4 separate regions of the Mus musculus genome follow, and all the other regions are linked to region 1. A link is a loop called in an ENCODE intact Hi-C map of the cell type or tissue named here. Cell type or tissue: left cerebral cortex. All regions are shown on one strand. Region 1 holds the start of Tmem131 (transmembrane protein 131). Region 2 overlaps Vwa3b (von Willebrand factor A domain containing 3B). Region 3 holds the start of Vwa3b (von Willebrand factor A domain containing 3B). Region 4 overlaps Cnga3 (cyclic nucleotide gated channel alpha 3).

What was found. A loop is a pair of places that touch in the nucleus more often than their neighbours do. Peaks named below come from ENCODE experiments on the same cell type or tissue, not always from the same donor. Only the 100,000 strongest peaks of a DNase experiment are listed, where the experiment ranks them.
Region 2: a loop joins it to region 1, with 2.2 times the contacts of the local background. A loop is called at or near these places in 2 of 42 quality-filtered maps.
Region 3: a loop joins it to region 1, with 2.1 times the contacts of the local background. A loop is called at or near these places in 3 of 42 quality-filtered maps.
Region 4: it touches region 1 in a loop (2.9-fold over the local background); 4 of 42 quality-filtered maps call a loop at or near these places.

Annotation. Positions count from the first base shown.
Region 1 is chr1:36,937,673-36,942,672 of GRCm38, reverse strand. Tmem131 (transmembrane protein 131) reads left to right here and starts at 3,146. Exons shown (of 41, transcript NM_018872.2): 1 at 3,146-3,508. The coding sequence starts at 3,328. In left cerebral cortex, CTCF peaks have their summits at 2,625 and 4,831; DNase peaks (open chromatin) are centred at 2,717, 3,037 and 3,682; H3K4me3 peaks cover 3,119 bases; H3K27ac peaks cover 1,664 bases.
Region 2 is chr1:37,168,320-37,173,319 of GRCm38, reverse strand. All of the region lies in intron 22 of Vwa3b (von Willebrand factor A domain containing 3B), which reads right to left. Among named protein-coding and RNA genes, the nearest start is that of Gm37020, 21 kb to the right of the region's middle. In left cerebral cortex, no CTCF peak of the experiment used is centred here; DNase peaks (open chromatin) are centred at 644 and 1,943.
Region 3 is chr1:37,026,667-37,031,666 of GRCm38, reverse strand. It overlaps Vwa3b (von Willebrand factor A domain containing 3B), which reads right to left and starts at 2,354. Exons shown (of 28, transcript NM_001370828.1): 1 at 2,239-2,354. In left cerebral cortex, no CTCF peak of the experiment used is centred here; a DNase peak (open chromatin) is centred at 2,347; H3K4me3 peaks cover 1,216 bases.
Region 4 is chr1:37,248,384-37,253,383 of GRCm38, reverse strand. The region is part of intron 3 of Cnga3 (cyclic nucleotide gated channel alpha 3); the gene reads right to left. Among named protein-coding and RNA genes, the nearest start is that of Cnga3, 32 kb to the right of the region's middle. In left cerebral cortex, CTCF peaks have their summits at 2,511 (motif pointing right) and 4,030 (motif pointing left); DNase peaks (open chromatin) are centred at 2,520 and 4,802.

The DNA.
Region 1 (5,000 bases):
TGCTTAATTTTTTAACTTATTAGGCAGCTCATAATACCCATTTTACAGATCAATAAACAGAAGCCAGCAAAACTGAGTAACATTCATTAGCATCAATAGTGCTAATGAAGTGGAGGGCTCCAATGTAAACCAACATGAACTGGAATCCCTTGACCTGCTGTCTCCAGTGGTGATTCCCTAATTTGGGTAGAGAACAAAAATGAACAACAAAAGATTCAGAGACTCCACAACCTCAAGGGCTAATAAATGGTGAGTTTTCTGTTTGGAGGATGCATCAAAAATCACCCAGAGAGTTGATGACTGAGCTTATCCTGTTTAGAATGTTACAGACCTTGGGTATAGCAGGATAATTTGTATTGGCAACAAGTTGCCTGATGTGGCAGATCCCAGGGATAAGAACCAGTGGCTCAAGAGTTTTCCCTGACTTTTACCAGCAAGTAGCCTCCACCTGCAATGTTCCAGATCTTGCTAACGTCCAAAGGTTACTCTAGTACATTCCTCCTGGCCTTGTCATACCCTCTGGGTATGATGCTGCCAATGTCTATCAGGCACAGGGAAGATTTTCACAGTGGTGAGTCCTACGAGAACCATCTTGGCAAAGATAATCTAAAAGGCTCTTGAACCACTCCCTTTGGCAATCAGACTATTCAAACGATGGACCCCAAGGAATTGGAATTTCCCCAGAAATATCCCTTTGAAGGAAGTGAAAGGCTGAGGCCTGGGTGCCAGCCTCAGGAGAAACCTGTCTCCCAGGAAGAGATTTGCCACAATTTGGATAGCTCCTCAGATCACATTGCAAGGAGACTACAGAAAGAAATGGGCAGGGGCAAGCCTTGATCAAGACTGCTTATGTATGACTACCTCTTGCCCTCCCTCCGTTTAAACTGAAACCTGTGTTAAACACTGCTAAGAGCGGGCTGGGGACCTTTAACCCTCCTCTTCCCACTGTGGCCACACTGAATAAATCTCCTTGCCCTGCTTTTCACTTAATTGTCTCTTTAATTGGTGTTAGTGACAGGCCGGCCTAAGACTACCTTGCCTGTTAGGGCTGCCCCTGCCCAAATGCTGACTCTAAAGAGTCAGGTAAAAGCCTGTTCAAGTATTCCAAGGAGCCATTTAAAAAAAAGAACACAGCTCAAAAATACACAGTTAGGTATAGGGTCTTGGAAAGAACTTGTGTTAAGAAAAAGGGCCCACTGCAGAGGCAGTAGATTCATGAGAAGCTGACCTCTGCTGAACATGTTCCTATATGTTCAAGTGCCAATGACACATGCAAATTGTTTCCCAAGGGGCTTTTGAGCCTAGGGTTAATATGGAATGTGGTTGATGCCTGCTTTAGAGAAGTGAACTTTTCAAGGTTGGAGGGACTTGCTTGCCTCGAGTTTGGCAGTGGAGGAAGGACTATTGCCAGCACCCTGGAAGCTAAACTATGACCCAGTGAAGCACTTACATTTCCTTGGGCTTAATTTCTCCCAGTGTTAGAAACCTTCCATATAAATCTCTTACCTTAGGCACATTTCAAAAGCCAGTTTAGAGATAATTATTGAGATTTCATTACATTAAGAAGAAAATTTAAGCCCTGGGTTGGATACCCAGCACTGAAAACCATTAACTTAAATTCAGTGCTAGTATTCAAAAAATTAATGTTCTTTAAAACAGCAGTCAGGGATGGTGGCATATACCTCTAATCCCAGTATTCTACTGACTTTTAAGGAACACAATGAGTTCCACTCCAGCCTGGGCTCACAGTGAGTTCTAGGTCAACCTAGGCTACAGAAGGAGAATGCCTTGGGGGTGGGGGTGGGGGGCAAACCAAAAGCCATCGGGGGTGAGGACGCCTTCAAAATGTATTATTAATTTACATGTTTGCTTCACAAACAGGACGACAGCAGAAGGAAGAACGTTGAGTACCTTTTAAAAAAGGTTTTCTGAAATCCCATTTTCTTTTCTAGTTTGTTCTAAGACATGCAATAGGCAAATGTGGCCTTTTAAATAGATCGACTAACTCAACCAAAAGCTGAGAAAAGCAAAAAAAGACTCTGGGGCTAGGCTCTGGGGGGAAGTGACCAGGCTACCAAACTGTGACAATATCCTTCCTTCCCCTTCCCCAAAGGGCCTAGATTAAGACTTGTATCGAGCAAACAGACACACAGAAAAACACACACACACACTCAAACTTTAACCTGGGAGACATGAGGTGCTTCTTACAGGAGACTAAGACACACCATCTTTGATTTTGGCCTTTGAAAGGAGTATGCGCATAGAAACATATTGATCATTCCAAGACAGAGAAAACCCAGTCTGATTTCTGGCACACCTCGCCTTGTTCCTCCACCCCGCCCCAACTAATGCTTTTTACACACATGGTAAGTTTCCAAATACAAGCAAGCAAAGAAACTGCATAAAAAGGGCTTCCTGTGAACAAGAGGTACGAAGGTTCCATTAAGTCCCTCTTGGGTACGCTTTGGAAGACACAAATGTAAAGAGGGCGGGTCCCCCGTTCTTAAGGAAGCACTGCAAGAAATTGAATCGGACCCTGAACACTTCCCACGTCAAAGCCACCGAGAGGCAGAGGTGCGACCCGAGAAATCACTGGCACGGACTGTCGGCGCTGGGCTCCGGATGCGCACTCAGCCCTCTGAAAGGCTCGGACATTGCAGTACCACTAGACCCGGGTTTGTCCCGGCGTCGGAGGCGCGGCCGGGCCCCGCCCACGCACCAAAGCGGCTGCGCAGCGTGGCTACCCTATCTCCCACGTGACTGCCGTCATTGCCTCCGTGAAGCTCCGGCCGCCATCTTAACTCCTGGCCGGCCCGGGTCCCTCTCCCTCCTTCTCCCGGGCCGTGCGGCAGTGACAGGGTGCGGTTGGCCGCCCCGGCCCGTCCGGTCGGTGAAGCCCGTGTGATTCTGAGGGCGGGGCGAGGAGCCGGAGCTCACGGAGTCCACGGGGAGCACGCGAACCGGCGGGCCGCCCAGGTATTGGCACGGAGGGGGCGGGCCCCTGCGCTCTGCCCCGCCCCTTAGAGGCCAGCGCCGGGGCCCGCGGCCCTTGCCCGTTTCCAGTATGGCCGCCCGCCGTGCCTGACCCGCGGCCTCTCCGTTCCGGCTCTTCGTAGGCGATGCCGATGCCGAGACTGTGACTGACACTCTCGCTCCCACGCACGCACCGACCCAGACCCACGCCGGGAGCCCGAGCTCTGGGCCCACAACCGCTCTCTCCTCGGGCACCGCGGCCATAGCCCGGACCACGGCTCCCGCGCCGCTGCCGTCGCCTCGCGGAGAAGGGTCGCGCAGGACCTCGAGCTCGGCGGCCCCCGGCCCGCCAGGATGGGGAAGCGGGCGGGAGGAGCAGCCGCCGCCGCCGCCGCCGCCTCCACGTCCTCCGCGGCCGGGCTGGAGCCCGCGGCTGGCCGAGGCGGGGGTCCTCGGAGCGCAGCCGCGGGCCTCCTGGGAGCGCTGCACCTGGTGATGACCCTCGTGGTGGCCGCGGCGCGGGCCGAGAAGGAAGGTGGGTTGCCGGCGGCGGGCGGCGGGCGACAGGCGGCAGAGGGAGGCCCGCGACGGGCGCCGGCGCGAAGTTGCTGGGTCGAGCCCCGTCCCGAGCCGGCGACTCGGGGTTCGGCGAGCTGCCGCGTCGGCCGCGCGCCGCGGCTCTGCCGCTGCTCCGTGATTCCTTTCCCCTCACCGTGTCCCGGTCTTTCCCTCGTCTACTGTCAGTGCCCATAAAACTTCCCGAGCTCTCTTGTAGGTTCTTGCCACTTGGCCCGCTATGCGAGGAGGCACCCCGCTTTTAGGCTTCTTGGTGGCTCCTGCTAGGTCGATCGCGGGACGCTTTTCTTGTTTTCCCTTTGTCAGGTTTTAATTTGGGCATGCGGACCGAGCTCACTTTAAAATGCGGTGGTTAAAAAAGAAGAAAAAAAAAAAGCGAGACTGGTGGAAAGGCTTCAATACACGGCTTATAAAATTTCTATTTGCTGGGACATCTCTTTGAAGAGGCTCTTGTTTCCTTAGTATCCTTCTTCACTATCCCTTTGCGGTATGGAGGATCGTTTGTTATTAGCCCTAAATAGACTCTCATTTGCCTCTAGTAAGCTACTGGAAGCCGGTTTCCATTTCTGCTTTAATATCCTCACGTAATTCGGTGCCTTTCTCTTTGATGTGTGAGCCCTTAGAAACGAATGTCAAGTTCCCAGCTTGCACACCCTTCACCTGTAACTCACAATTGAAGCCGCACTCCAGTTTTAATAACTCCTCTAATATTGTAAGGTTGTAAAACTGGTACTTTGACAAGATCAGAAATTACTTTGCAGTCTTGAAGACTAATTTGGGGGTGGGGGTGTTCTGGACTACCTGTTTCTGAACGTGAGCCCAAGGAGAAGTGTGAGCAGTCACAGAACCTTCATGAATTAATTCACAGTGAATGCTGCTTTTTTTTTTCCCTAAGAAGAAAACTAGTTAGATTATTTTTGTTTTTCCTGTATAAAGTCGCTGTTACTGGCTAGCAGCTGTAAAGTAAACCAGATTAGCCTTAAAGTGCAACTCTGTGTCAGTTTATTATTTATTTTCCTTAGAAACATTATATTCTCTCACTTAACTCTATAAACAGAGTCAGCCTGGTTAACAGGCAAGCAGGGATTTGGCAGAGGCAAGATTATTTTAAACATTAAAAAATGCTGCTTTAAGATGGTCAGGCCTGGGATTGTCATAGTTCTTATTATTTATGATCCCCTGTTAGTTTAGTGTTGTTATGGGTGGCCATGGTAGCCAACATTTGCCCATGTGTGTTGAGTGAACCTTTTATAGTGTGATAATTGAATGGGCATGTGTACTTGTGTGCTTCACTGTGACCTAGAGGGGCGCTGGCTTTGCTTTGCTATTGATTGCCTTGTGTGGTATAGGCGCCTAGCTAGGTGCTTTTGAGTCTCACGAACTGGGAACTGAAGTAGTGATTGAATCTAAGTTTTCATTATCCTTCTAAAGTGTATTATTTTTCAATTGTC
Region 2 (5,000 bases), 230 kb before region 1:
ATGCCCAGCCCATGTATGTTCTTTGATTGTTGAGTCCATCTCTGGGAGACCCTAAACATCCAGGTTAGTTGACACTCAAGTCTTTTTGTGGAGTCCCTGTACCCTCTGGAGGTCACCCTTTGCATAAGGGTTCACTTTGGCATCTATCTATCTATCTATCTATCTATCTATCTATCTATGGTTTAGAGTGAAAGAAAATTGGGTTACCTAGTTGAAGAAAAGGGAACCTTCTTTTTAAAGATTATACCTACAACTAGACTTGTTAAGATTCTAGATGGCTTCACAGCCAGACAGCAGACTACTTAAGAATTGTGGCCCAGCTGGGCGGTGGTGGCACATGCCTTTAATCCCAGCACTTGGGAGGCAGAGGCAGGTGGATTTCTGAGTTCGAGGCCAGCCTGGTCTACAAAGTGAGTTTCAGGACAGCCAGGGCTATACAGAGAAATCCTGTCTTGAAAAACCAAAAGAAAAAAAAAAAAGAAAAAAAAAAAGAATTGTGGCCCAAACTGCTGTCAACCTAGAACTAGAACTATAAGGAGACTGTGCCTTCAACAGAGAATTCAATCCACAGTTAGCATCTCTGATGGATAAGTGTGAAAACACAGGGTTTATTTAGAAACACAGTGGCCCGGGCCGCACAGAAACGAAACACGTGGGTTATGCCTGGGTTATCCTTAGTCCTCACTCCGCCTGCCTGGGAAATCAGCCTACTAGAATGGACCAGGCTTTCAAAGTTCTGGAAGAAAATTCCAAGTTGGAATTCTAAGTCCCAGCAAACTACTGACCAAATCAAAGGGCAGATTGAACAGAAAATCACCTCCTTAAGTAGAAATGTTCCCCTCCAGTACATCTTGCCTTAGGAAGCTACTTGGAAATGTATTCCAGCAAAATGAGGGCATGAAGCAAGAAAGAACAACACAAAGAATCTAGGATGCAGATTCACTCCAAGAGATCAGGAGAAATCTCCAGGGGACAGATGTGTATGGTCAGACCAGCAGGAAGTCTTAGGGGGTGGAGGGTAAGGACACAGGAATCCTGAAAATACATACATCTATGCATACATACACACGTAAAATTGTGCACACAAATCTAATGCATACAAAAGTAATAATTTAAATACAGACAAACTTGTAGCACAACCTTACATAGAAAGACACAAAGGTTAAAGAAATCATTTTCTCTTGATCCTATTAGCAATTTTTAGTTTTCTGACTATAAGACTTTCAAAGGTGCCCACGTGCTCCTAACCTATGGCTTATCATGGCACTGGACAATATAATTATAACAATGCAGGTGCTACTTTGTGGGTTTAAAAGAATTGCAATGAAACTTTGGACGCGTACCCCACTAACACAGTGTTTTAAAGACAGCTTTTAGACGCTGGACTTGCAAGCAAAAAACAAAGCCCTGGCACAAAGATGACCACCATGTGGAGTCAGGAAGTCAAGAAAAGTCTGATGCGTCCAGAAACACAGGCTTCAGCCCAGGAAATAAAAAAAAAAAAATCACAAAATGCAAGCAGGAGAAGCGGATGATGAGCTGTTATCTGAGTGAAATGAAAGATATTGATTTGATACTATAATAATTTGATACTTCCTAAAATAGTACATTTACTATATAGCTGATCAATAGGACTATCTCACTAAGCTAAATGGGATCTTAATAACCATGCAGAGACTTACAAGCGAGCTTCTTTGGAAGCTGTACGTTCTCGGATTCAATCACTCTATCAAGGAGAATGGCCCAGCATCACTGGATGCCTTGGATGAATTGGTAGCATCGATGGTGGATGCTACTTAACTCCTGGAGTTGTATTCATAAAACAACAAAAACAGCAACAAACATCCAGCCCTTGTAGGAGGTTCAGAATGGCCGTCTGGAATCTGAAAATGGTCTCAGGGGGATGAGTCAGCGCCAGGAGACCGACAATAGGTTTCCAAATGCTGCCAACTTAGCTGTGTGGATGAGCAGCATCTCTCAGTCTTGCTAGGAAACCCACATGCTTTCTACCTACCCTGTTCAAAGGATCATTCTCTTCTACTCATTCTGGGACGCGACTAACACAGGAATACTAGTGACTCCCATTTCCTGCTTAAGTTTCCAACTGCTCTTGCCATTGTCAAGAATTCTTCCTGTCTACTCCACAGCGTGTACTTTTATGGAAGGGCAGTCACTCGTGGGGCTTCCTTAGTGGTACCTCTGTACCCCAGGAGATCTGTAAGACTAAACTTACAGATAAAGCTGAGTCGTCAAGGCGAAGCCCACGAAAGAGCCTGTGCCGAAGACGCTTTGTGCCAAGCAAACAGAACACGAGCCTCCCAGAATGGAAGGACAGATCGTCAGGGCTGTTAGACAAGCTGTCCCTTCAGCCAGAATGCTCATGACTTCGTTCTAGAAGCTGCTGCCTCTTTAGAGATGCTGCATGGTCCACACTGAAGAACACCTAGCCGATCTCATTCTTGCCTGACCTTGTCCGGGTGCATGTTCAGAATACAAATGCTAGCTTCTAAAAGAAATCCATACGATGAGACAGAGCCCTAAGCATAGGCCCCCCAGAAGGGTGGCAAACCAGCGACCACTGGGCACATGTTACAGCCTTGATTACGAAATCCAGAGAATACGTTGATATTTTCTTTAGATCCAACCACAAGGTGATGTATGCTGAGGTCCCAAAAGATGCCACCCTCCTACCATGTCATTGCCTCTTTCCTGTCCATGTTCTTGGGATTAGGCTGCTAGAAACAGTAAAGTTACAGAAGATTTAATGCTTTTAACTTTCCCTTCAGTAACAGCATGTGGATCCCATACCGGTCGTAGCCACGTGCCTACAACTTAACTACTACTAGTCTCCATTTCAGTAGTTAGAGTAAGAACACTCACTAACTGTTCTTGTTCTTTGGAATCACTAAACTCTACCTCCAGGACCCTGAAATCACTCCAGTGGCTGCCCAGTTTGCTTAGCAGTGCCTGCTTTGTCCTTTGGTCAAGGAGGTCTGTGACTGCTGTAATTAGGATAATGCATGGAGGGCCAGTGTGCTTTCACCCTTCTCTCTAGGGTGCCCAATTATGAAAACGGAAGATTTGCAAACTGTCTTTGTGAATAATAATTCAACTCCATTCGGGGGCTTGGTGAATAGGACAGAGCTAGTGTGAGCTGCCCTCATCTCCCCTCTTGCAGGTTTCTAGGGCCTTCTTCCAACCCTAAAGACATGCAAGGTCTTCACTTTGTGAATCGCTATTATGATGCTTAGGGAGATGTTGCAGGGATGGAAGCTAAAGCAGATGGCCCCTCAACCCTTCCCAGATGCCAGGGGAAGCTCTGGGGTCGGAAGGAGACTTAACTTAATCACTGAAGGCAAGGCCTCCAAGCCCAATGCTCCCAGCCCAGAGCTCCCAGCCCAGTGCTCTTAGCAACATCAAAGGCTATCATGAAAAGAAAAAAACAAACAAACAAACAAAATGTCTGAGATATTCAATACTGAAAGTCACTGACGCCCGGGGATCTGTCATGTGGGTGTTACTGGTGCCCCTTCGATCTCACTGCCTGGCACGTGGCCACCAACACCAGTTTCCTGTCTAATACACGTTTCTCACACAACATTATGGTGTACAAATAAACTCTGAGTCTTTAGGAAAAGTCCTCAACACATCGACACCTCTGGGTACTGCCTCTACTCACTCAGCCCCAAATCCATTCTCTGTTTTTCTTCTCTGAGGGGCCTGCTCTGTACAGCCAGACACTGCTCCCCACCATGGACTAGACCCTGTTTTCCTCACAGGTTCTGGAACAGCTGACCACAGAAGGCACTGGCTGAGGACAGAGGGAAAAATCAGAGCATTGGGTTTTTGCCCTTCCTTGCTCTTGGTTTCCATCTTCCACCACCCCTTGCTGCTGCTGCTGTGTGTCCCAGTGGTTCCTGGTGACTGACTCTTGACTACCTTCCTGCCGCTATAGCCCATTTATTAATGCTTCTCTCTGTGGACTGGCTAAATGGGATTGCATCCTATCTGGGCTGTGTCAGTTAAGTTCTCCATACTCAGTTCTCCCCCTCCAGTGGGCAACAACCACCCCCAAACCTGCTTTTGGTGCTTGGGCAGCATCTGTGCCTAGGCACAAAGAGCACCTTGGAAGCCAGAGAATGCTGGGATCTATCCAGTGAGAACCCTCCAGTGAGGAGGGACGCCTTTAGACAGTAAAGGAACAACGTGGGTGTGGCTTCTGCCACCTTGGGGATCACTGGAGGTGAGAGCTCATGCTGGAACAAGTTACCAACCAGTCAGAGAATTTTTTTGTTATTTGTGGGGTGTTTGAGTGTGTGTGTGTGTGTGTGTGCGTGTGCATGCATTTATACGACTTCCTCCTTCCTTTGATGTCCCCTGATGTGACTGGAGTTCCTGGGCAGCGCCCTATGCTGAGAACTCTAGCTGCTGTGGTGCATTGAGGTGGTGGCTGAGTTTCCTCTCTCCTCTCCTCTCTCACCCTCCTTTCCACCTGCCAGTCTGTCTGAGAATTTGGCCCACTGAGGCCTTCACACCTATCCATGTTGCAGAACTTAGCTCACATTAAGGCACTGCTGTCTGGGGATAAGGTGGCTGGTTTGCACCTGTTGCTCTTTCTCCGATGACAATGTTGTCAATGCATAGCCATGACTTGTGACTCCCCCATCTTCACATGAGGAGGCCTTACACTATCAGAGAATACTCATAGTGCTAGAAGATGGGCTTCCCACCAGATCCAGATGTCAGCAAAACAGGCTGATGTTTTCACTGTGGCACGAGAAAGGCTCACTAGCAGGGCTAAGTGATCTCTCTTACTCTCTACAAGAGGGAATCTAAAAACCACAGACAAAATGGGCTATAATGCATGAATGACAACTGGTTCAGCTATACTGACTTCACTTTATACAGTTCAAAGAGGTTTTTCTTCCAGGTCTCCCTACCCAGCATTCCTCTTATGCATAGTGCCCAAGTCACAGCCTAGCACAAGGTCCTCAGAGTCA
Region 3 (5,000 bases), 89 kb before region 1:
ACACAAGTCCCAGCCTCTATGGGGACTTGGGTGACTTTTTTAAAGTTAATTTTTAAGATGAGACTGGCTTTATCAGATCTGAGAGGATGTCTGAGTCATTCAAATTCAGATCTTTGCCTTGGGGGTTTATAGCCTGAGGATACTTAGAAAGTGAAGCTGCAGCCAGAGAATAAGAGGAAAGAAATGGAGAAAATGTGTCTCCCAGCAGGGAATGAAGAGCTAGGAAGCCTGAGGATTGGAGACTTCGATGCCTGTGTGGAGACTGTCTCCCTTCACTAACCCTCTAAAGCTACCTGAGCAACTCTACCTTTTGAAAAGTTTGCATTTGTGTCTGTATGTCTGTCTTTTTGCCATATGTGTGCAGCATCCCTTGGACTCTCTGGAGTTGGAATTACAAACAGAGAACCAAAATTGGGCCCTCTGGAAGCACAGCTACTCTTTTTAACCTTGAGTGTCTCCCCAGCCACCAAAGCCTACTTTTTGCTTTGAGGCTTCATCCTTGTAGCCTCAGACCCAGGTCTGTCCTCTCTAGACTAAGCAGAAGTTTGGTTGCTACCAGGACAAACTACATGAATGCCCCCGCCACATTACTGTATAACAGGCACTACCTATACTATTGAGATGGATTAAATCAGCCACTCATAGCAGCTGAGAAAATCCTGATTGTTCTCAAACAAGGCAAAGATCGGGTCCTAGAAAAGTTATGATCAGGAAGTAGCTATCCTTTTAAACACAAGACACATTGTTTTCTGGGTGTGGCTATGCTATCTATTTTCTGTGGTTACTTGGGAGTTTCCTCTGAGGCAGAGAGGATACATACTGGCAAGGTCTGCTTTATAGTGTGCAATAATGTTACCAGTGGTAAGGTTTTTGTTTTGGTTTGGGTTTTGGTATTTTGAGACAGAGTCTGACTACATAGCTCAGACCAGGCTTGACCTTGTGGCATTCTTTGCTGCAGCCTCCTGAGTGCTGGGATTACAAGTATATATACCACCACCTCTGGTTGTCCGCAGTCCTAAAAACTTGGAGTTGTCCATCGAGCCATTGAGTGCCAGGGACAGGCAAAGCTCCCAGGACAGCAGGAAGATTAAGATGGATAAGACCTTTCATCCCAACACTTAGGAAACTGAGGCAGGAGGACTGGGATCACGCTAAGAGCCCTTCTTTGTCGGCTGCTATGCACCTGCCCATAGTGAGAAGCCAAGAACAATCCAGTCACTGTTCTTACAAGCCCTGGACCAGAGTCTAACTTAGACTCTATTAATTCAATTTGGATCCTTGGTAAACGTATGATCAACACCTCCAATCTTCATCCTTGCTAGTTTCTAAAAAAAGAAATCTGTGCATGGGGGAGGGAGGGAGGGAGTAGTATGGAGGGGTAGGAGATGGGGAGGTATGTTGTGGGAGTTCTGAACTCTGATTCTTCTGGGAAGAAAGGAAGCTGGGATGAAGTTCCCTGATGTATCCTGTTACAATTCTTAACAGTCTTATTCTTTCTATCCTTAAAAGGCAAAGCTAGGCTAAGAGCATCGCCTCAGATAAACGTGGGCAGGGTTAAGGGATTGAAATGGTCTGTGGGACACACTGTTGAGAACAGGACCAAGAATTGAAAACTGGGCTCGTGGGGTGGGGGTGGGGCTGTTAGGTCATCGCCGAGAAGAAAAGAAATGGAGAACTTCTGAGAAGATTAGAAGAACAACTACATGAGGTTAAAAGTCCATATTAGAAAGTGAAAGTGATGTGAATGCCCCCAAAAACCAAGAGGCAAGCAGAGGCTTTCTCCAGACTCAAACCTTTCACTCAAGAAGATCGCTTTGAGTTTGGATTGTTAAGTTTTGATCATTGCTTCTCAGAAATGAGTTTCTAATATACTGATCAGTATGCTATGTCCTCTGACTAACTTTGGCCTCTGGATAGACAAGCATTAGGGAGCTGAGCTTCTGCAAAGAGTGGGGGTGGGGGGAGAGCCCTGGGTAAGAAGGGCTCGCACACGTCTGCGACTTTGACTCTGAAATCCAGCTCTCAAGTGGGTGCGGCCTGGCCACTGCCCTTTCCCAGCAGAAGCGAGGTCCAGCTCGGAAATTACAAACTTGTTTTTTCCCTCACACAACCAGTTGGAAACCTGGAAGATCTGGTCTAGAAGGATGGTATCCCCCACTTAGTAAGTAATCTGTCAGTTGCGAGGCCAGGCGGCTTGCGTGCGTCAGCGACCCTCCCACCCTCCAGGGCCTCACTAACCAGAGCAGGAGGTGGGCGCGGCCAGCATCCCACTGCTGGACAAGGCTGTGACTCCCCCTGATGCTGGCGAAGGGTCCCCGCCTCGGGCACAGAGTTGCGGGAGTCCAGTTTCTGTTGACAACCACATCGCTGCAGTTGCTAAGACACCGCCAATCACAGCGTGGCTCGGGATCCGGCCCCGCCCACCAATGAGCCCCTCAGAGGGAGTAAAGAGATGATGGGGACTGCGAAGAAACTGGATGTTGGTGTTGCAAAACCAATTTGGTCCACCCGGAAAGAGAGCAGCCTAAGGCTCGTCCTCTGCGCCTGACCCTGGGAAAGTTGACAGCGGCAAATATTAGAGATTAGGTTAACAAATATTCAGATGGGCAGAAAAGCAGACGACTGCCCGCTGAAGGAAGCCTGTTCTCTCGATTTACTTCCGGCAGATTACCGCAGCCCGCGCCTTTTGTTTTGATTTCTCCCTCGGTATTATAAAGAGATCCTTTCTTCATTGCGTCTTTAAGGGAAGGAAACCTAGAGTTGGAGCGGTTCGTTACAGGTGCTCAGCTAGAAGGGGTGGTCAGATGAGCGTTCACAGTTTTGCCAGATTGTAACTTTGGACACAAGAGCTGCCAGGATCAAAAAAAAAAAAAAAAAAAAAAAAAAAAAAAGATTGTGAATAAAACCTCCTGGAGAGGAGGGGGGAGGGAAGCTGTGTCCGCAGAGACTGATTTTGACTGATTAGAATTTCAGTTCTGCAGAGAGGTTAGAATGTTGCTGTTCTGAAGGCTAATTGCCTTATCTTGGGCCAGTTCTAACCCCTCTTGGAGAGCCATTCCTTGCCCACTTCTGTGACCAAACTAACCTCTTGTGACTAAAAGATAGACGGACAACTAGCCTCCACCAATCCAAAGGCTAAGAATGTCCCACAGCATCTTGAAAAGCTTTCCCCACTCTCACCGTGCCTGCTTCTCTGGTGTGCCCTCCAAGGTACTTTAAATTTATCATGATTTGTGACTTTCTTTGTTCTATGAAAAGTTCATGAAACTGCTTCCACGTTGGAACATGGAGTTTGGGGTAAACTAAATCTGTGTTGTACAGGGCCACAGCTATTCAAAATGGCTCCAGAACAGGCTTGCTTATACCCTCTAAGCTGAGAGCTGTGGTTTTTGCAAATCTACAGGTAGTACTCCTATAGGGATTCGGTACTGCACTCTACCTAATGCTTATTTAGTCTTGCCTTACAAGCATACAGATGGCTCAAAATGCAAACCTGCCATTCTTCAAGCAATCACACTCACACAAAAATGTGCTTATGAAAATCTATAAGTAAAAGATTCTATAAGGGCTGGAGAGATGGCTCAGAGGTTGAGAGCACTGATTATTTTTTCAAAGGTCCCGAGTTCGATTTCCAGCACCCACATGGTGGCTAACATCTATAATGAGATCTGATGCCCTCTTCTGAAGTGCAGGCAGAACACTGTGTACATAATAAATAAATAAATAAATAAATAAATCTTTTTTTTAAAAGAGTCTAGAGTAAGCCACATGAAGCAAACCAATAAGCAGCATCCTTCCGTGGCCTCTGCATCAGCTCCTGCCTTTGCATCGGCTCCTGCCTCCAGCTTCCAGACCTGCTTGAGTTCCTGTCCTGACTTCCTCCAGTGATGTAGTATGATCTGGAAGTGTAAGCCAAATAACCCTCCCCTCCCCCCCAAAAAAAGATTCTATAAGCCAAGTTTTGCCTTAATGTTTGAATATTAAATTGTGTTTTATATTTTTAAATTGAAGAGCTGGCCTTGAGTTTTTGTAAACATATATACATGTTTGTGTGTGTGTGTGTGTGTGTCTGCACATGTGTGTGGTGGGTGGAAGTCAGAGAAATCTTGTGGGAACTGACTCTCTTATTCTACCACATGGTTTCCAGGGAGTAGGATAGGGGGTGTTGAACTCAGGTTGTCAAGTTTGATAGCACCTTTACCTGTCAAGCCACACCAATGGCTCCATTTCTTTTGTTTTCTCATAGTGTTTGAGTCAAAGATCTAATTTAAAAAAAAATAACTAACATTAGAAACAATTCTCTCTTCAACAGAGAAGTCTACTGTATCCTCAGGGATTAATTTTTCTTCATTCCTTTGTTGCCTTAGTGATTTTTAAAAGTACTGAAGGTTCGATCCTTAATCATAAATCATTCTGTAGAGTTGTTTGAATGCACAGCTTTGGCGATACAGAGAGCAGCTTCGATTCACACCACCAACGTTAAAATTCCAAAGCCAAACAACTTAAACCAGCCACACTTACCAAAACCACAATCATCCTGCTGCCCACACCCTGCCAAACCAATATTCCTGGGCCATGCTGGTGACAAAGGACAGAGAGTCCACTGTACTCTCTCAGCACTCTCACTAAGCACTCTGACTTTACCTCCACCCACGCTCGCTCTCCTTCCTGGGACATTTGCCACAGTCACTGTGGTCAACCGGGGCCCCTTAGATTAACATGACTATAACACACATGCTAATCAAAACAACAACAACATTAGAGGGCCAGAGAGGTGGCTCAGCAGTTAAGAGCACTTGCTCTTCCAGAGGTCCTGAGTTCAATTCCCAACAACCACATGGTGGTCACAACCATCTATAATGAAATCTGATGCTCTCTTCTGGTGTGTCTGAAGACAGCTACAGTGTGCTCATATACATAAAATAAATAGATAAATCTCTGAAAAAAAAAACCCTTTAGAAATCATTCAAATTATAGACAGCCAAAGGTGTAACTGTTCA
Region 4 (5,000 bases), 310 kb before region 1:
ATGTCATACAACTATCACTCACTTTCACTAACCTCTGGGAAGTTACACACAGCCCAAGGCCGGAGACATTTTGAAGCAACTGAAATTCACACCGAGATGGAAACGTGAAGCAGGAGTTTAAAAGTCAACGTCATGCGAATTGGCTGAGTAGGTTTTTGTTTAAAAAAAAAAAAAACTGACTGCAAAGGTCATGTATGGGGTTACATGCCTGTAACCTCAGGACATGGGAAGCTGAGGCAGGAGAATTAAGCTCAAGGCTAGCCTTCACTACATAGAACACACTGCCCATTCTATTTTGCTTTCTGTTGCTGTAATAAATACTGTGATGGTTTATATATGCTTGGCCTAGGGAGTGGCACTATCAGAAGTTGTGGCTCTGTTGGAGTAGGGGTGTCACTGTGGGTGTGGGCTTTAAGACCCTTACCCTAGCTGCCTAGAAGTCAGTATTCTGCTAGCGGCCTTCAGGTGAAGTTGTAGAACTCTCAGCTCTGCCTGCACCATGCCTGCCTGGATGCTACCATGGTCTCACCTTGAAGATAATGAACTGACCCTTTGAACCTGTAAGCCAGCCCCAATTAAATGCTGTCCTTTATAAGAATTGCCTTGGTCATGGTGTCTGTTCACAGCCATGGAAACCCTAAGACAAATACCATGGCCTAAAGCAATTTGGGAGAGGAAAGAGTTTATTTCAGTTTACACTTCCAGGTCAGGGCCACCAGCCTAGGGGATAGTCCTGCCCATAGTGGGCTGGATCAATCATTAGTCAAGACAATCCCTCACAGATGCTGCAATGGAGCTAACTGATCTAGGCAATCCCTCAGTTCAGACTCCCTCACATGACTCTGGGCTGTGTCCAGTCGACAGCTGAAGCTAATTAGGACATTGTCTGACAAACCAGAATAAAACAAACCAAGATAAGAGGACCCTTAAGGAGTTCTAAATAATAGTTAAATTTGTTTGGCGTACATTGCTATCAGAACACGTGATTTAAAAGATGAACCTCTTATCTTGCAGATCTATAAATTGAAAGTCAAGAATGGGTCTCACCATTTCCAACACAGAGTTGTGACCTCTTGGGAGGTTTTAGAGGAGCCATTTTTTCTCCACCCCACACCACTCCCTTGTTTGTAGTGATGGCGAATGTCCCTGTAGCTGCAGGCCTGCAGGTCCCATGGTTTCTTTGCTGGCTGTAATGCATAGTTATATGTAGCTTTACAGTGTTGTGGCAGGGCTGTGGAGCTGGCTGGCAGGGCATAAAGTGCTCACTGTACAAGCACAAGAACTAGAGTATGGATCCCTAGAACCCATGTAATGGCTGGGTAGACATGGCGGCTGTCTGTAATCCCAGCACCCAGGAGGGAGAACATGCGTGGGCAAGCTGGTTTTGAATTGGTGAGCTCTGGGTTCATCGAGAGTCTCTACTTCAAAAACTATAGTGAAGAGTGATGGAGGAAGACACTGGACTCAATTTCAGGTTTCCACATGCACAGATGTGTGCACCTACATGGATACAGACAGACATAGGCACATGCAAGAAAGAGGAGGAGGAAGAAAAAAAACGAAAAAAAAAAACCTGTCTACTCTTCCAATCCTTGGAACTGGTTGTCCTAGCTAGGTTTAACTGAACTGGACACATCCAGATTCATTTGAAGGAGTCTGAATTGGGTTATTCGGACCTGTTGTCACCTCTGTGGGAAACTGTCTTGATTAATGATTGGTGCGAGGGGAGCATCACAGATCACTGTGGGTGGCACCATCCCTATGCAAATGACCTGTGCTTATGAAGAAGAAGAAAAAGAAGAGGAGGAAGAGGGAGAGGAGGAAGAGGGAGAGGAAGAAGAGGAAGGGGAAGAAGAGGAAGGAGAAGGAAGAGGAAGAGGAAGAAGAGGAGGAGGAAGAGAAGGAAGAGGAAGAAGAGGAGGAGGAAGAGAAGGAAGAGGAGGAAGCAACAGCCACTGTAGCAGGAGCAACTGTGTCATTTCTTGGTTTTTGACACCATTTCCATCTACAGTGTGAGCTGTCATCACCAGCCTAACACTTCAAAGTTTTGTCGATAAATATGTTCTTTAAACCGTTTTAATTTTACTTAAGCCCGAGGATGCCTTCCTTCACGAAGGAGATTTTAGGTATGGAACTCTAACCTACTTTTGTAGGAGTCCCAGAAAGCTCCATTTAGCAAAGGACCTTTACCATACAGCCAAGCCTCAGCTGGTCACAGCAGGCAAATGTCGTCCTGTTAGCCATGACCATCTGACTCTCATAGGAGAAAGTGCCAAGCTTCAGCCAAATGAGTTGCTGTTGTATCTAATCCCTAGCCATTAGTGCTGCCCAGGCATTACAGGCTACAGTTCTGAGATCATATTTGGTTTTGGAGACACATGATTCTAGTATTGTGGATAAAATGGACTTAAGAAATATTAAAAATAATTTTATCTTTTGACAGTGGAACAAAGAATTATTCTATTTGCTAATCAAGCACAAAGACAAATCCTCCATCTTAATGAATGTCACCAGCAGAGGGCGCTGCCCACAAGCTTATTGGGCTCACTGGACATGGCAGTCTGGGCTTGCTTTGGTCGGGCTTTTGAGGGTATGTGTTACAGGTTTTGGCTTTTCAAACTCCTGCTACCCAACTTTTGAGGACCCAGCCCAGTGCTATCCAGCTGCACCCCTGAATCTACCCAGCACTGGCCCAAACATTATACAGACTTGCAAAATATGGCTGCTTTAAGCTAAGAGCAATTCGGTCCCAAAGGGAGAAGTTATTCCGTATTTGAGAACTAAATGAGAAATCTGGAAATAGGAAGCTAGCTACAAAGAAACGGCCCAGAGAGAATCGTCACCTATGCCCAAACATCCCCATCTGGTGGCAGTTTTCAGTTTCATCCTTTGGTCTGTGGCTTCCAGTGTGGGTCCATGAAACGGGCCCTGGGGCAGCCGGTACCAGTGCCCTCATCCTTGCCCACATCCTAGCCACAGGACATAGCATGAGGACTTCCACAAGCTGCTCATGGCTTCCAATCCCTAAGAGCCTTTCCCTGCCTGGAAGCCAGGGAGCAAGCACATCTCATGGTATCCACAGCTTTGTGGCCAAGTCATTTTTCTTTTTCTTTTTCTCCCCCTCTCCCCTCTCCCCTCTCCCCTCTCCATTCTCCCCTCTCCATTCTCCCCTCTCCTCTCCTCTCCTCTCCTCTCCTCTCCTCTCCTCTCCTCTCCTTTCCTTTCCTTTTTTCCCCCTTTTCGAGACAGGGTTTCTCTGTATAGCTCTGGCTGTCCTGGAACTCACTTTGTAGACCAGGCTGGCCTCAAACTCAGAAATCCGCCTGCCTCTGTCTCCTGAGTGCTGGGATTAAAGGCGTGCGCCACCACGCCCGGCTCATTTTGTTTTTCTTGATTGGTGGCATCTGAGTGGATGGCTTTGCTGTCATAGTTAACACAAACCGGGCACACCCTTCTTGCAAGGAGGGAATTAAAGTCAACATATGGGGAAGAAAATAAATACCAAGCTCTGGCCCTTTGTCAACTGCAAATCAAGCAGTTGGCCATTTCCTTCTGATGTGGATGGCTTCCCCTGACCTTCAGGAAGGAGCCCTGGCATCCCTAAGAGGCAGAAGCCACAGACCTAGTCACCCATGCATGCCTGTGGTCACTCATGGCCACGTCCACCCTCACTCACACAGTCCAGGACTCTTGTCCTGATACTCACTCGCCAAACTCATCTGCCAGCTCAGTGTCTGTGACAGAACATCGTCACAGCAGATCACCTTTTCGAGAGGCTGGTCACCAGGGGAAGGATATTTCCTCCTCAGGTGGCTCTGGTGGCTCCCTGGAGATTAGCTCAAGCTGGCCTTAAAACAAGGTCCTTTCCCTGGATCTCAGTTCTCAGGACCTTGAGGTTGTAGCATAGAAAATGCATCCTTGGGGCTGGAGAGATGGCTCAGTGGTTAAGGGCACTGACTGCTCTTCCAGAGGTCCTGAGTTCAATTCCCAGCAACCACATGGTGGCTCACATCCATCTGTAATGGGATCCGATGCCCTCTTGTGGTGTGTCTGAAGACAGCTACAGTGTACTCATATAAATGAAATAAATAAATCTTAAGAGAAGGAAGGAAGGAAGGAAGGAAGGAAGGAAGGAAGGAAGGAAGAAAGAAAGAAAGAAAGAAAGAAAGAAAGAAAGAAAGAAAGAAAGAAAGAAAGAAAGAAAGAAAGAAAGAAAATGCATCCTTATAGCGAAGGAAACCACCCCACTGGTCTGCTAGGGAACTCCAAATTTGTTCCCTTGAGTATGTAGTGAAAGAGGGTATTAAACCAGAAAGGATTTATTTCCTGAAACCCCTTGGCTTCCCAGATGATAGAAACAAAGAACAAAAAGTAATATGAGTTCCTCAGAGAAATTATACAGACTTGTGTGTCTCCCCTTGGCGATGGATTTATTAAACAATTCTGGAATGGTTTGCTGGTGTCTGGAGAAGATGGTAAGCAGGAAAAGAGAGAGGCAAAGTGGGGCTTCCATGCAGGGGTAGGGGTATGAGGGGGTGAGGGGGTGGTAATGGGGTGGCAGGGTAGAGAGGTGAGGTGGTAAGGGTTGGGGTGGTGGGATGGTGGTGCCATGGCTTCTGGGGTAGGGAAAGGGAAAGCTAGTGTGCTTGTCTGGAGCTTGGGTACTTATTCCTCCTGCAAGTTGCTCCAAGTGTTCACATCACTTCTGGCCATGGGCCAGGCGCTGCAAGGAGGCAGAGAGACCACAGCACCACAGGAATAAGAATGGTTTCAATGACTCAGGCCTGTCTTGCCTGAGGTGACTGTGCCAGTAGCCCCACCCACTTCTTCCCAGCCTTTCTGTTCACGATGCATTGTTATTATGAGGAACAAATTGTGTGTGTGTGTGTGTGTGTGTGTGTGTGTGTGTGTGTGTGTGTACTTAGGGCTGGCAAAAGCTTGGGGGAAGAGAGGAAAAGCACTTGGCTAAATCCAGGCTTCTGGTTAAATAAGGTTTAATG